Regions from separate parts of the Mus musculus genome. Here regions 1 and 2 are each linked to region 3. A link is a contact called in ENCODE Hi-C or POLR2A ChIA-PET data. All regions are on one chromosome and are shown on one strand. Each heading gives the region's core, a stretch centred on a gene start or an enhancer-like site at or near the end of the contact. The rest is flanking DNA. Distances are from core to core; before and after follow the strand shown. Region 1 holds the start of Noc3l (NOC3 like DNA replication regulator). Region 2 holds the start of Tbc1d12 (TBC1D12: TBC1 domain family, member 12). Region 3 holds the start of Hells (helicase, lymphoid specific).

Region 1 (3,901 bases), core at 102-2,601, 110 kb before region 3:
AACAAGTCACTTCCATGGAGAACATTCCAGCGTAAGTGAACACTTTCGTTACCTGGCCGTTTGCTCTTTGGGTCCTCCAGCGGAATGGGTTTTTTAGACACAGCATCTTTTACAGCTTGCCTTAGTTTCCTCTGCTCTTTTCGGTACTTCTTGATGGTACTTTGTTGTTTAAATTGCTTATTTTTCAATTTGTTTTCAAGTTTCACTTTACTAGTTTTTATCAACTTGCGAAAGCTTGGGACCTGCTTTTTATTTCTTCTCTAGAAAACAACAACAGAAGAGACACTACAACTAAGAAATTCTGATTATTTTTAAAATCAGGTGAAGGAAAACTCTTTATAGATTAAATAAAGCAAATTTCAAAACTGTCTCACAACCACGGGTCCTGTGTAAGAACTAAAAACCAATGCACGGCAGTAAGCAATCCTACAGAATGGCACTAGAGCATCAGTTGCTCCACACGGGATTTCCCTGTGATCTGAATCTAGTCTCTCACGTGTGCAATCTGAAAGCAAAACATTATGAATCTCTTCTCTGTGGCAAACGGTCATTCAAGGCTAGTCTAACACTGGTACGGCAACACATTCAGAGCAAAATAATGGATGCCTTTAGCAACTGACATTCATTTGTCGGTTTATTATTTACAAAGCACTCACACTTCCCAACACCCTAAATAATAATAATCCTCACGTCATTCATAAAGAAGCGAAGGTTACAGAAGTTATTCCAGCGCTCTCGCTGGTAAGTGCTTTGTAATCCAAATCCCAAGGCTACTTCTAAATTCCCTCTCCATCTGGGAAAAATCACCAGCCTTCCTATCACCTTACACTTTAAGGAGGAAACAGGCTCTCTTCGGGTTCAGTGTCTCACAAAACAGGTTCAAGGAACTTTAGACTTGCTTCTCGTGTGTATAAGATTCGAGAGACAGTTTGGAAAACCCTTCAGTCTGACACCATTCGGTGGCAGGGCCCGGTGCTGGCCTCGCATCTGCAGCCTGAGGTCGTGCTTGGGCGTAGTGGGCGAGGAAGCAAAAGCCCCAGTAATGACCCAAAGTGGATGGAGCATAGATCGGCTAGGGAGCACCAAGTTAGGCCACCGCCCCCTATACCAGACTCAAAACCTAAGGGAAAGATAAGCCAGGCAGAGGGAGACCCTGTCAACCCAAGCAGCCACAACTCCCGGGGGCCGGGGTTCGGACAGCACTTACCGCCTTCATCCTTAGGCCTGCGAGGAGTACCACAGACAAGATCACTCGGACAGAGGAACACGCAGGAGCCGGGTGGAAAAGACACACGTGCACTGAGCGCAACCTTTCCCAAACCGGAAGACGCTTTCAGCCTCTCCCCCTTTCTGCCGCCGGAAACGGGAGGCGGGACTTCCTCTTCGGGCGGCGGTGCGTGCGCCCCCTGGTGGCTCTGGTCCCGGGCTCAGTCTCTCACGGACTGACCCTTGTGAGAATCGCTGAGGCTGAAGAGTGGGCGAGTGGGCGTCCCAGCTGAAGGACTCAAGCAGGTTCCCGCCCGGATTCCTTTTCAGTCCTGGAGAAGACAAAAGACGAGGGCTTGGCGGTTTTGATCGCCGGCGTCTTGTGGCTCCGCCTGTTGCGGGTACTTCGTCTTCTGGATCTTCTAGAGGGCAACCGCAGCTTCTTTATTGGAAGCCATCCCTCCACAGGCACTGGGGCTTTGAACCGAATGATGAAAGATCTCTCACCACCTTCCACCAACCGAAAGTCCACACTTAAGTTTAGGCGTGGTGGAGCACGTCTTTAATCCCAGCACTGGGAGGTAGAGGCAGGTGGATCACTGTGAGTTCGAGGCCCGGTCTACAGAGCCTAGTCTACCCAGTGTAGTCCCTGTCTAGAGAAAAAGTCTATGGTTTTACTGTGGAATCGTTTTTTCTTTGGGTTTAACCATTATATGATAAAGTACTATATTGGTGAGACTTGCAGAATTAGGATTCTGTTACCTTTTTGGTAAAGATACTATCTGACTGAATCGTTAACTCTTCCAGGAAGATTTAAGCATCGCAAGAATGTGTATTTTAAGTACTTGTCTCCCAAAGACCTTTTCCTAAATTAAAAAACAGAATAAAACACTGGGCAGGAGAAGTGGTTCAGTGTTTAAGAGTGCTTGCTGCTCCTCCAGAAAGTCCCGGATTCTATTCCCAGCACATCCATCTCTGAGGACCTCTTCTGACCTCCTCAGGCAGGCACTCACCCACACATATATACAAACAAAATAATAAATTATAAAAAACAATAAAAATAAAAAGTTAATCACAAAGATGAACTTGAGGCTATTAAAGGTTTTTTAAAAAAAAAAAGAAAGAAAGAAAGAAAGAAAGGAAGAAAGAAAAAGAAAAAGAGACGCCGTTGTTATTTGACTGACCCTCAACTCAATATGCTCCTGTCTCAGTTTCCCAAGTACTAATTATAGAGTCACCATGCCCAGGGTTAAGTATATCGTTCTTGAGCACAGCCCTGACATTGTTGGCCTCACAGTTCTGAGCTGGTGAGATAAGCCAGAAGAAACCCAGGGGCCACTGAGATCATGAACAGTGGTAATCTTACAAAGACTAGTCCTTTCTGCTTTTCACCTCAGAGAAAAATGCCTTCTATCTGGCATCGTCTTTCCACCTCCCTTCTAACTTTCTCCCTGTTCTCTCTCCTTCCACACCCTGTCTTGGAAACAGCAGAGCCTGTCTCACTGTTAGATTACTTCATCACACTAATTGGAAACATCAGCCTGTGCTCTTTCTTACCAAGCCTGTGGCTGAATTCCTTCCCAAACATATCAACAGTTACTCCCACTTCTTCAGCTTGCATCTGGTTGTTCCAAGGATGAGGTATCCCCATTTCTATTCAAAACTAACCCCATGTTTCTTGCTCTTTGGTCAATCATCTTGCCCTCTGCCTTTCCCTAACATTTCCTTCCCAGTTAGCCTATCCCCGTAGAGCTTTTCACTATTTTTTTCTAGTGATGTTTTCTCCTTTTAATTCTTGTTGTGACTTTCTCTTTCCAAGGAAAAATCATCATTGTGTTTCCACTTCCTCTCCTCTGTCATAACCAACCCTGCGCTAGCCTTTTATGTATGAGTGTTTGCCTACTTGTATGCATGTGCACCACGTTCGCCTGGTACAGGTCAGGAGAGGGTGTCAAATCCCTTAGAACTGGAGTTAGGGATGGTCGTGAGCAACCAAATGGCTTCTGGGAATTGAACCCTATGTCTCTGCTCTAGACCACTGAGCTATTTCTCCAGCCCCCTATGCTAGGTTTTTGTTGTTTTTAATAAAAAGGAACTTCATCTTATTCTTTGCCCATTTTATACTTAAATTTATAATCAAGTCAAATCTTTGGGTCATGTTAAAACAGCTTGTTGCCACACACAGTCTCCTGTCTTGAAATCCAACAGCTTTTTGTTTGAAAGCAAGTTTGAAAGTGGAAGCTTTCATGATCCCTGCTGACTTAGTGCAATTGGCTTCTTGATCCTGTGCACTGCAGTTTATCATCAATTTAGCTAACCAGCTCTTAAGCCTAATTTATGCTTGCTTGTCTTCTTGGCTTACTCTAAACTTTTCTGAATACAGGTTAGCAGGGATCAATGGGCTATGCCAAACAGTACTGAAAGAGTTGTACTGAGAGATTCCAGTGAGTCCTTTGGGGAGATAGGTTCACCCATCTGAATCTTCCTGTGATCGTCCATTGAAGCTGGTCATAGGAAGATAACCAAATTGTAGTTTTCTCCTAAGTGTATCCAGTGTTTCCCATCTTTAGCCTCTCTGTGTTACTTGGCTACATTTGATGCTGCTTTTTCTTCTGTCTTCTCTTTCTCCCCTCCCCCCACACCCCCTCTCTGCATTAGAATGTGGATGCCCTTGGCTCTCCCAGCCATTTCTTCC
Region 2 (4,050 bases), core at 669-3,168, 94 kb before region 3:
CCTCCTTGTCTTTTGATTGATTGATTGATTAACTGATGTTTTTAGTTTTTTGAGACAGGGTCTCTCTGTGTAGCCCTGGCTGTCCTGGAACTCATTGTGTAAATGAGGCTGGCCTTGAAATCAGAAACCTGCCTATATCACCTGAGTGCTGACATTAAAGTCGTGCACTACCACCACCTAGTCAAGTTGTCTTTTAAAATATTGAATTACAATTTTTTTCTTGAGATAAAAGTTTGCTGTGTAGCTCATGCTATCCTCAGATTTGCTATGTAGCCCAGGCTGGTCTTGAACTTGAGATTCTCTTTTGCTTCACCCTAGAGAGTTCTGTAATTACAGATGCTTTCTACCACACTGGCTTATTTCTGTATGTATTCTGGGTACTGTCCCTGTAACTAATACAGGATCTATCTACTCTCTCTCTCTCTCTCTCTCTCTCTCTCTTTCTGGTTTATACACATTCTTTGGTTTTTCCTTTTGAAAGATGTTTTGTGTATGTATGTTCAGGTGTGTGTGTTCCTATGTATGAGGTAAGTATACACTCATATTTAGGGAGGAGAGAGTTCAACTCAGCTGTTACTCCTTTGGGACTGCCCATCTTATTGTCTGAGACATGACCTCTTAATAAGATCTAAGGCCAGCTGCCTTAGCCAGGCCGGTTACCAGAGCATCCCAGGGACTGCCTCTCCAATGTTAGCTGTACAAGGGCATTCTACAAAGTGGCTTTTTATGTGAGTGCTGCGATACAGGAAAGGTCCTCATGCTTGCATGACAACGTGACCAACTGAGCTATCTTCCACCTTTCAAAAGATCTTGATAATAAACGCTTTTACTGCTTTGTTTTGCTAAGTATTCCATTCTATTTCTATACTTGCTTTCAGAGGCATTTGTAGAATGAATGGTCTCTAGTTACTGCATTATCCTACTACAACAATGTCTATTTGGGCCTTTTACAACAACTTCATCTCTTCTGAAATACCAACACTATTGGGTCTCTGCCCTATGCTCATTCTTCTATGGAGGTAGAGTCACTTGATATCCCCCGACCCCCTTTGTGGCTTACATAAATGGCCCCTTCGACCAAACCAGAACTTTAACCCAAGTTTATAACTCTCACTATGTTAGTTAATTCCAATGTCTTTCCCCAATCCAGTTTCCTGTTTCTTCACACCACAGCAATCTCATAGCCTTGTTATTCCTGGCTGCTCTCCTATCACTCCTGTGGCTAGTTATTATGTCTTGCGATTCACACATTAAATACATTTTATTTCCACTAAACGGTCATTATATCTTAATCCATTACCACAGGTTGCTGCAGTTATTTTTTTTAATATTTATTTATTATATGTAAGTACACTGTAGCTGTCTTCAGACACTCTAGAAGAGAGCATCAGATTTCGTTACAGATGGTTGTGAGCCAGCATGTGGTTGCTGGGATTTGAACTCAGGACCTTTGAAAGAGCAGTCGGCAATCTTAACCACTGAGCCAAACAGTCCTTCTCGCCCTGGCTCCATTTCATTTCCGTACCCAGGTGACACGACAACCAACAACCAACGTGTTAAAAAGTGTTAGGAGATCAGACTTTGGTAAACATGGAAGACTAAGTGGAAAAGATAGGTAAGGGGCTGTCATGTGGACAACGAAGCCCTGAACGGTTCCAGGAGTTCTTCACTGCTGTTAGAGAAGGTAAAAACTGTCAAGACAGGAGCACTTAAACTAACTTCCTTAGTTTCCTCTCACAAACAAATCGCCGTCAAGTGATATGGTTTATGCGAAGTGAGCCTTGCCCTCCCTTAGGCTAAGCACTGTCACCCGGGTGGAGGATCTCAGATTGTCCTCCCGGGTCGCTCTAGCTGCCGTCTCTATGGTTCGGGGACGCGCCGGGTCGCGGGCAGGCCCGGCCCCGCTGGTGCGCGTGCGCGATCCCAGCGCGTGCCCGGCCTCCGGCAACTGCCCCGGCCGCCGGGTGGGAGGGGTGGGTCCGGGGACGTCGCGGCGGCCGTGGCCGCGAACCCTGCACGCAGGGCAGTCCTCCTCCGCCGCCTCAGATGATGGGTCCCGAGGATGCCGGAGCCTGCTCGGGAAGGAACGCCGAGCTGCTCCCAGTCCCGGGGCCCATGGGTCAGGACGGGAAGACCGTCCCGGCCACCAGCGGCTTTAGCGGAGGCGCTGTCGCCGCGGAGCCGCCGGAGGAGGCTGGAGAGGAGGAGGCGCCGCCGCCGCGGCAGCTCCTGCAGCGGTACCTCGCGGCGGCCGCGGGCCCGCTGAAGCCCGGGCTCGGCGGGGCGGAGGCGGAGGCGGAGGAGGCGGCGGCGGCAGCAGTCCCCGCGGCGCGCGGCTCAGGCATGACCAACGGAGACTCGGGCTTTTTGCTGCGCCAGGACCGTCGCGGCCCAGAGGAGGCACGTCGCCGCCGAACCTGCGGCCGTCCCTGCCTGCTGGAGCCCGCGGACGAGGGCGTGGACGGTGCGGGTGGCCTGGACGACTGGGCCGCGCCGCTCGAGGACCCGCTGCGGAGCTGCTGCCTGGCGGCCGGGGACACGGACGACCCGGACCCCGCAGCCGCCACCCCTGCCGGGAGGGCCGTCGAGAGCGCGGAGCCCAGCCTCGGCCTCCCCGACGCCCGCTTCGGCTCTCGGAACACGTTCGAGGTGAGCCGCCGTCAGAGCGCCGGCGACCTCCTGCCCTCAGCGGGGCCGTCCGCACCCTTGCCAGCGGCAGAGCAGGGTCCCGGGGGCACCACGGCTCGGGCTCGACGGAGCGGTGGCTTCGCGGATTTCTTCGCCAGGTATCACACTGGCCGCGCGAGGGGCTTGGGCGGGGCCGGGAACGGGCTGCCTTCCAGCGTACGGAACAGGAACGTCGGGACTCAGCTTTGATCTGTCGCTAGGGTAGGGGGACCGGATGGCTTTGTGAGCTCCGGGCCTGGAGCCAGGATTGGTGTTACTCCGTCCCCAGGAAGCGTTGTGCTTCCAGGTCTGACCAGCCTCCCAATACTACACATTCAGTTTCTTCATCTGGAACATCAGATAACCACTGCCCTATTATTTTTTTGTAATTGTATTACTAGGATTTGGACTGGGCGGGCGGCAGTGTGTGGTGTAGAAGTCTGTGAAGTTTATTTGCTTGGAGTCTAAGCCCGTTCCATTAGTTTGGGGATTCGAGGTTTTTTTTTAAAAAAAAAAATAATTTAACTGCACACTTATTTTGTGTTAATGTGTGTGCGCACATGTATCCTTGCGTGGAGATCAAACAATCTTTGGGCTCTTCCTCTCCCATTCTCTGGATAGGGGGGATTCAACTCAAGTCAAGTCTAGTGGAAAATGTCTTTGCTATTTTGCGGGCTTAGTTTGGGGATTCTTAAATTCAGAAATGATTTTTTTTTTCTTTTTCTTTTTTGATTTTTGTCGGCTGATCTCGAACTCACAGAGATCCGCTTGTTTCTGTTTCCCAAGTGCTGACATTAAAGGCATATGCCGCCATGCTGGGCTCAGAAATGATATTTTTTTCATAGTATTTGTTTCCGTTGCTTTTACTAAAGCTCATTCCTTGTCGGGAGTACACACTTTTAATGCCGGTACTCCTATAGAAGGATGAGGCAGGAAGATTGCCATGAGTTCAGGGGCAGCCTGGACTACACAGCTATTAGTAGATCTACTAGCAGACCAGCCAGGGTTACATAGCACGATCTTGTTTCTAAACAAAGCGAAACAGAACGAAACTGGCAGTTTAGTGCTTAGAATAAGATCCCAGTCTTTTAGCTCAGATTACTATAGCTCTCTAGGAAATTAGGAAATCCTCTTCTACTTATCTCAGATAGGCTTTATCTCTCTTCATGAACTTCCCTACCCCCAACCCCCAACCCCCATTGTTAATTGAACTCAGGGACACAAGGCAAGTAGCCTACCTATGGAGTTACATCCTCAGCAACATCATGTGGTCTCTCCTCTCTCTCTCTCTTCTCTCTCTCTCTCTCTCTCTCTCTCTCTCTCTCTCTCTCTCTCTCTCTGTGTGTGTGTGTGTGTGTGTGTTGGGGGTGAGGTTTGACTCAC
Region 3 (4,530 bases), core at 2,022-4,521:
AAAAATGCATCTAGGTACCTGTTAGCAACTTAGGGGACCTACTCCATGTGCACACACCCCACTTCAAACAAGAAAAGTGGTCTCTTCTTCCACTAACGACTATCTATTTGAACATGTTCCCAGTGTATCTAGATAGGAAGGAAGGAGAACTTATTTGTCTAGTTGATTTTTGGGGGGAGGGGATCAGTAATAAGGCAACCCGTGTCCTCAAACTTTAAAAAGAAGATCCTATCGTCTGTCGTCTGTCTGTACGCAATTGGGTGTGCCTATGATTAAAGTCAGATGCACTAGGGATAGGACATGCTCAGTAAGAAAGGCCTATATTACTTAAGGGTGTTAATCAAAGGAAAGGAAACACCCAAACTGCATCCCTCAGCAACCAAACTCCTCAAACCCCATAGAAGGAAGCCCTAAGCAATGCTCAGGATGCTTGGGTACCCTCCCTCATGTGGCCCACTGCCTATCTTGGTAATTCTTTCTTTCTGTTCTATACTAGACTTTGAGTAAAGTCTCCTTGCTACATTACAAGGTTTATTTCAGTTCTGTGAGTAAAAGGTCAAAACGCTGGCAGCAGCTAGGCCAGACTCTAACTGCCAGTAACACTTACTGAGCCTTTTCTGGCCCTGAACTCCTTCATGTTAACCAGGCTGGCCTCAAGGTTTACAGGGGTCCTCCTGTCTCTGGTTCCAGGAAGTTGGGGTTTCAGGTATGAACCACTTTGTACCTTAGACGGATTTGAAAAATGCTTTGTGGCCCAGGCTAACCTCAAATGTATAGCAGTGCTCTTACCTCAGGTTCCTCTGAGTGCTGTAACTACTGGTCTGTACCACCCAGCCTAGTTAAGTGTAATGTAAATAGTTCCTTTTACTGTTGTTCTGCTTCTTAGAGACAGTTTCACTAAGCATTCCTGGGTGTCCTGGAACTAGTAGACCAGGTCGGCTTCGAACACTTGCGGCGATCCACTTGCCTTAGCCTCTAGAGCACCAGAATCAAAGGTGTGTGCCACAAAGCCTGGCTAAGTGTAAGTCATTCTAAAATGAGATACAGAGGGGGGAGCCGGGCGTGGGAGGCAGAGGCAGGCGGATTTCTGAGTTGGAGGCCAACATGGTAGAAGGAGCTTAGAAAAAAAAAAAGAAAAAAAGAAATAAAGGGGAGAACTGATGTTGCCCAAAAGTTAATTCTTCCACTTCCTCCCCCAGCTACTGCTGGCCTCCTCTTCCAGTAGAGATTTAAATAATAATGAAAGACTTCAGTGGACATTTAGGAACCCTGGAGAACGGAATGTTAATCCTAGATTCCTGGAGGTAGGCTTCCGGGATTTCTATCCGGAAGAGAAAATAAGGCAGTGAAAATGGTAATTCATATACTAGATTTGAATTTTTTTTTTTTTTTTTTTTTGGGTTTTCGAGACAGGATTTCTCTGTGTAGCCCTGGCTGTCCTGGAACTCACTCTGTAGACCAGGCTGGCCTCGAACTCAGAAATCTGCCTGCCTCTGCCTCCCAAGTGCTGGGATTAAAGTTGAGCGCCACCACCGCCCGGCTCAGAGATGGAGTTATAGGCACAGGCACATGCACATGCTCGGAACCAAACTCAGGTGGTGTGCAGGAGCCGTAAGTGCTTCCAGTGGCTGTAGTTTCTGCCTAGGTTACTCTTACCCTGGGCTGATTGGCTTTTTGACATTTCTTTGCTTGTCATTTTCCTCAACCCCCAGGTATCCAATTACCTAGTCTTAAAGATCTGCCAGTTCTCCCATTACTCTATTCTGTTTCCGGTTCTGGAGTTTAAGAGACCTATGCATAAGGATTTAGAAGTTCTGGTTCATTGCTGTATATTTTCTGTTGTTCTGGAGGCATTTACACAGAGGCCTTGAAAGCAGAGAGCTGGTGCTTTTCTTAGCCATTGCTAGTATTTAGTCTACACAGCAGCCAAGATGAGTCAGGAAATTAATGTAGCAATGTAGCAGATGTCTGTTCTGTGAGAACCAAATGAATTTGCACTGTGCTCCAACTCTTGTTCTGGACAAATCAACCTGCTCTTCCTAAAGACCTAGAAGGGAAGCCGACCATCAAGGCATGGTTGCATACATTGGCACGTGGGAGGCAGAGGCAGGTGGGGCTCTATGAGTTCAAGGGTGGCATAATCTACATAGCAAGTTCTAGACCAGGGGGGGAGGAGCGCAGCATAGTGAGACCCTGTCGCAAATAAAATCTTATTTTTTAAAATAGAGGATCCCCCCGAAGGTGGTTATGGTAAAGCCATGTCTTTTTCTCTTAAATTTTTCTTTACATTTTTATTTAGTGTGCATATTTAGAGGTGTGTGGGTAGGCTTACAAATGCGACTTGGTACTCATAGAGATTAACGGACAATTTGCAGGACTTTTCTTCTCCGTGCGTAAAGCATTGCAGAAAAGGAATTGAAACCTAAGCAAAACGGCCACGAGAAAAACCCTTCAGCACCCACTCTTATTAGCGGTCTATTTGTTTTCTGAAAAAAAAAAAATTTTTTTTTTTTTTTAAAGATTCATGTACTCCAGGGCTCCAGGGTGTCTGTAAACCAAGGATCACTGACCTTCCAAAAGTCCTAATCCTGTGCCTGGACCTCCACTGCGCGAGATGACAAGGGAGCCTTTCCCTGTGGGCAGGCATTACACCAACTCCGCTACACCTACAGACCTTGTTCTCTCCTCCGTTCCTCTCAGTCAGTTTATCACTCGCTATTTTATCCTAAATACTTTTTCCCCCCTGAACTAGCTATAATCTTAATTTCTCATCTTTCTTCTTACTCACAAACCACTCCTCAGAGTTATTTGGAAAGGAAGTTTACGAAAAACCGCGAACTACAACTGGTCAGGGTCCAGCGAGCTTGGCCGTTTTTGACACCCTAACATCGACCTTCACCTACCGAAAGGACAGGTATTGGGGGCGTTCAAACAATCCAGTGTGTGAAGAGGTCTTGCACCCGCCGAACAACTCGGGACCATCATTAAATAAGAAAGGGGCGATCGGGGCCACTACGGTCTGCGGCGCCTCTGTGACCACGGGCGACATTCAAGGCTGGAGCTAGCTACACCCCCTTTGCCTGGGTCCAGGTAAAGGCTTAACGCATCCCTCCTGGGGAGAGGCGGAAAGCAAAGCCAAGCGCGTCCAAATCTCGTGAGCCGAGGTCTGCAGCGGGCGGGGAGCCCGAAGTCTCGCGAGACCACCGGGTTTTCCCGCGAAAGAGAAGCGCGCGAATTTCTTGCGCCGCGGGGCGAGCGAGCCGGCGGGGTGTGAGGATTTAGCTCGCGGCGTTTGAGGCGACTGGGTCCCCGGCCGGTGTCCAGCCGTGCCTGCGGAGCCGCCCGCGAGCAGCAGCGGTGAGCCGGCGGCGTGAAGGCTGCACCCCGGGGAGGGAGCTCGCCGGGGTCCGGGCTGAGGAGGGGAAAAGGCGTGAGGAGCCGCCGGCGGCGACCTGGTCTGCTTGGTGGCACGGAAGCGTTCCCCCACGTCTCCCTTACAGGTCTCCTCACGAGCTGGGTCCCGGCCGACCGGCTTTGCCACCCAGACGCTGTCCGTGGCTTTGGCCGGCGATGCAGACGGCCAGGGAGGGGGAAGGCCGTGGCTTCCCGAAGTTGGAACTCGGGGGTTGTAACTTGAATCCCGTTCTGAAAGCCCCCGCCGTGCTCCCTTAGGGTCCTTGGCTCCAGAGATGGCCGAACAAACGGAGCCTGCGGTGATTACTCCAGCCATGCTGGAGGAGGAGGAACAGCTCGAGGCTGCGGGACTTGAGAAAGAGCGGAAGATGTTAGAAGAGGTAATGTAAAGTCCACGGCCGGCGGTTCTCCCCGGCTCCCCACCCCCACCCCCGGCCTGCCTCCCCGCCTGCCTCCCCCACTTGCTTCTCCTTGAACTTCCAAGCAGCCCTGGCCACTTGGCTTCTCCGTACTTGTAAAGTGGAAATCTTGGCGTGGGCTTTGAATGATAGATAGGTTTCTGAAGTGTGGTCTGGGCGGGGTAGGTTGCAACTTATCTTTGAGTGGACGTTTCAGATTGCTTTTTTGACTACTAAGATTCAGTCAAGAGTCACTGGTAAGTGTTTGCTTGCTTTTGCCATCTTTATTGGCTTTTAAAATATGTTCTCTCACTGTATGCCTAATGGCCAACATTATTAATCTTTAATGCCCCGAGTCATAATGTATGTATTAGTAGACAGAGGTGGTAGACGTTGACATTAATCAACGGTTGGGCTGTAAGCCGGGTCTACTGATAATTCCCTTCCCCTCTATTTTTCTGTTGGGTTTGTTTTTGAGACAGTATTATGCTGGCCTTCATATCCTAGGGTCCCCCTGCCTAGCTTCCCAGTGCTGGCTGGGATTACTGGAGTGTGCATATCATTCCCTTCTCCTAAGGATTTCTTAGCAATTTATTACTGTTTGCTGCCTAAGTAATCAATTTGTTTTAGTTTTCTACAAGTAAGGTTCTTTAGCTAAAATTGAGGTGTATGTTTTCATGGTAAGTTACAGTATTTGTACATTTCTTTAAAAAACAGA

Evidence for each region. A loop is a pair of places that touch in the nucleus more often than their neighbours do. ChIA-PET counts read pairs that join two places held with the same protein, here RNA polymerase II (POLR2A).
Region 1: a map of T-helper 17 cell shows a loop between it and region 3 (2.8-fold over the local background). The contact joins the promoter of Noc3l here to the promoter of Hells in region 3. A Hi-C loop is called at or near these places in 6 of 37 maps with a recorded cell type or tissue (T-helper 1 cell, T-helper 17 cell, T-helper 2 cell and 2 more). POLR2A ChIA-PET finds 5 or more read pairs at or near these places in 1 of 5 experiments (embryonic stem cell).
Region 2: POLR2A ChIA-PET joins it to region 3 with 16 read pairs in Patski. The contact joins the promoter of Tbc1d12 here to the promoter of Hells in region 3. A Hi-C loop is called at or near these places in 4 of 37 maps with a recorded cell type or tissue (heart and v-Abl transformed pro-B cells). POLR2A ChIA-PET finds 5 or more read pairs at or near these places in 3 of 5 experiments (Patski and embryonic stem cell).

What each region holds. Positions count from the first base shown.
Region 1 is chr19:38,817,886-38,821,786 of GRCm38, forward strand. Noc3l (NOC3 like DNA replication regulator) reads right to left here and starts at 1,352. Exons shown (of 21, transcript NM_021315.2): 1 at 1,208-1,352; 2 at 53-260. The coding sequence starts at 1,216.
Region 2 is chr19:38,834,661-38,838,710 of GRCm38, forward strand. It overlaps Tbc1d12 (TBC1D12: TBC1 domain family, member 12), which reads left to right and starts at 1,919. Exons shown (of 13, transcript NM_145952.4): 1 at 1,919-2,786. The coding sequence starts at 2,047.
Region 3 is chr19:38,927,719-38,932,248 of GRCm38, forward strand. Hells (helicase, lymphoid specific) reads left to right here and starts at 3,272. Exons shown (of 22, transcript NM_008234.3): 1 at 3,272-3,357; 2 at 3,673-3,794. The coding sequence starts at 3,690.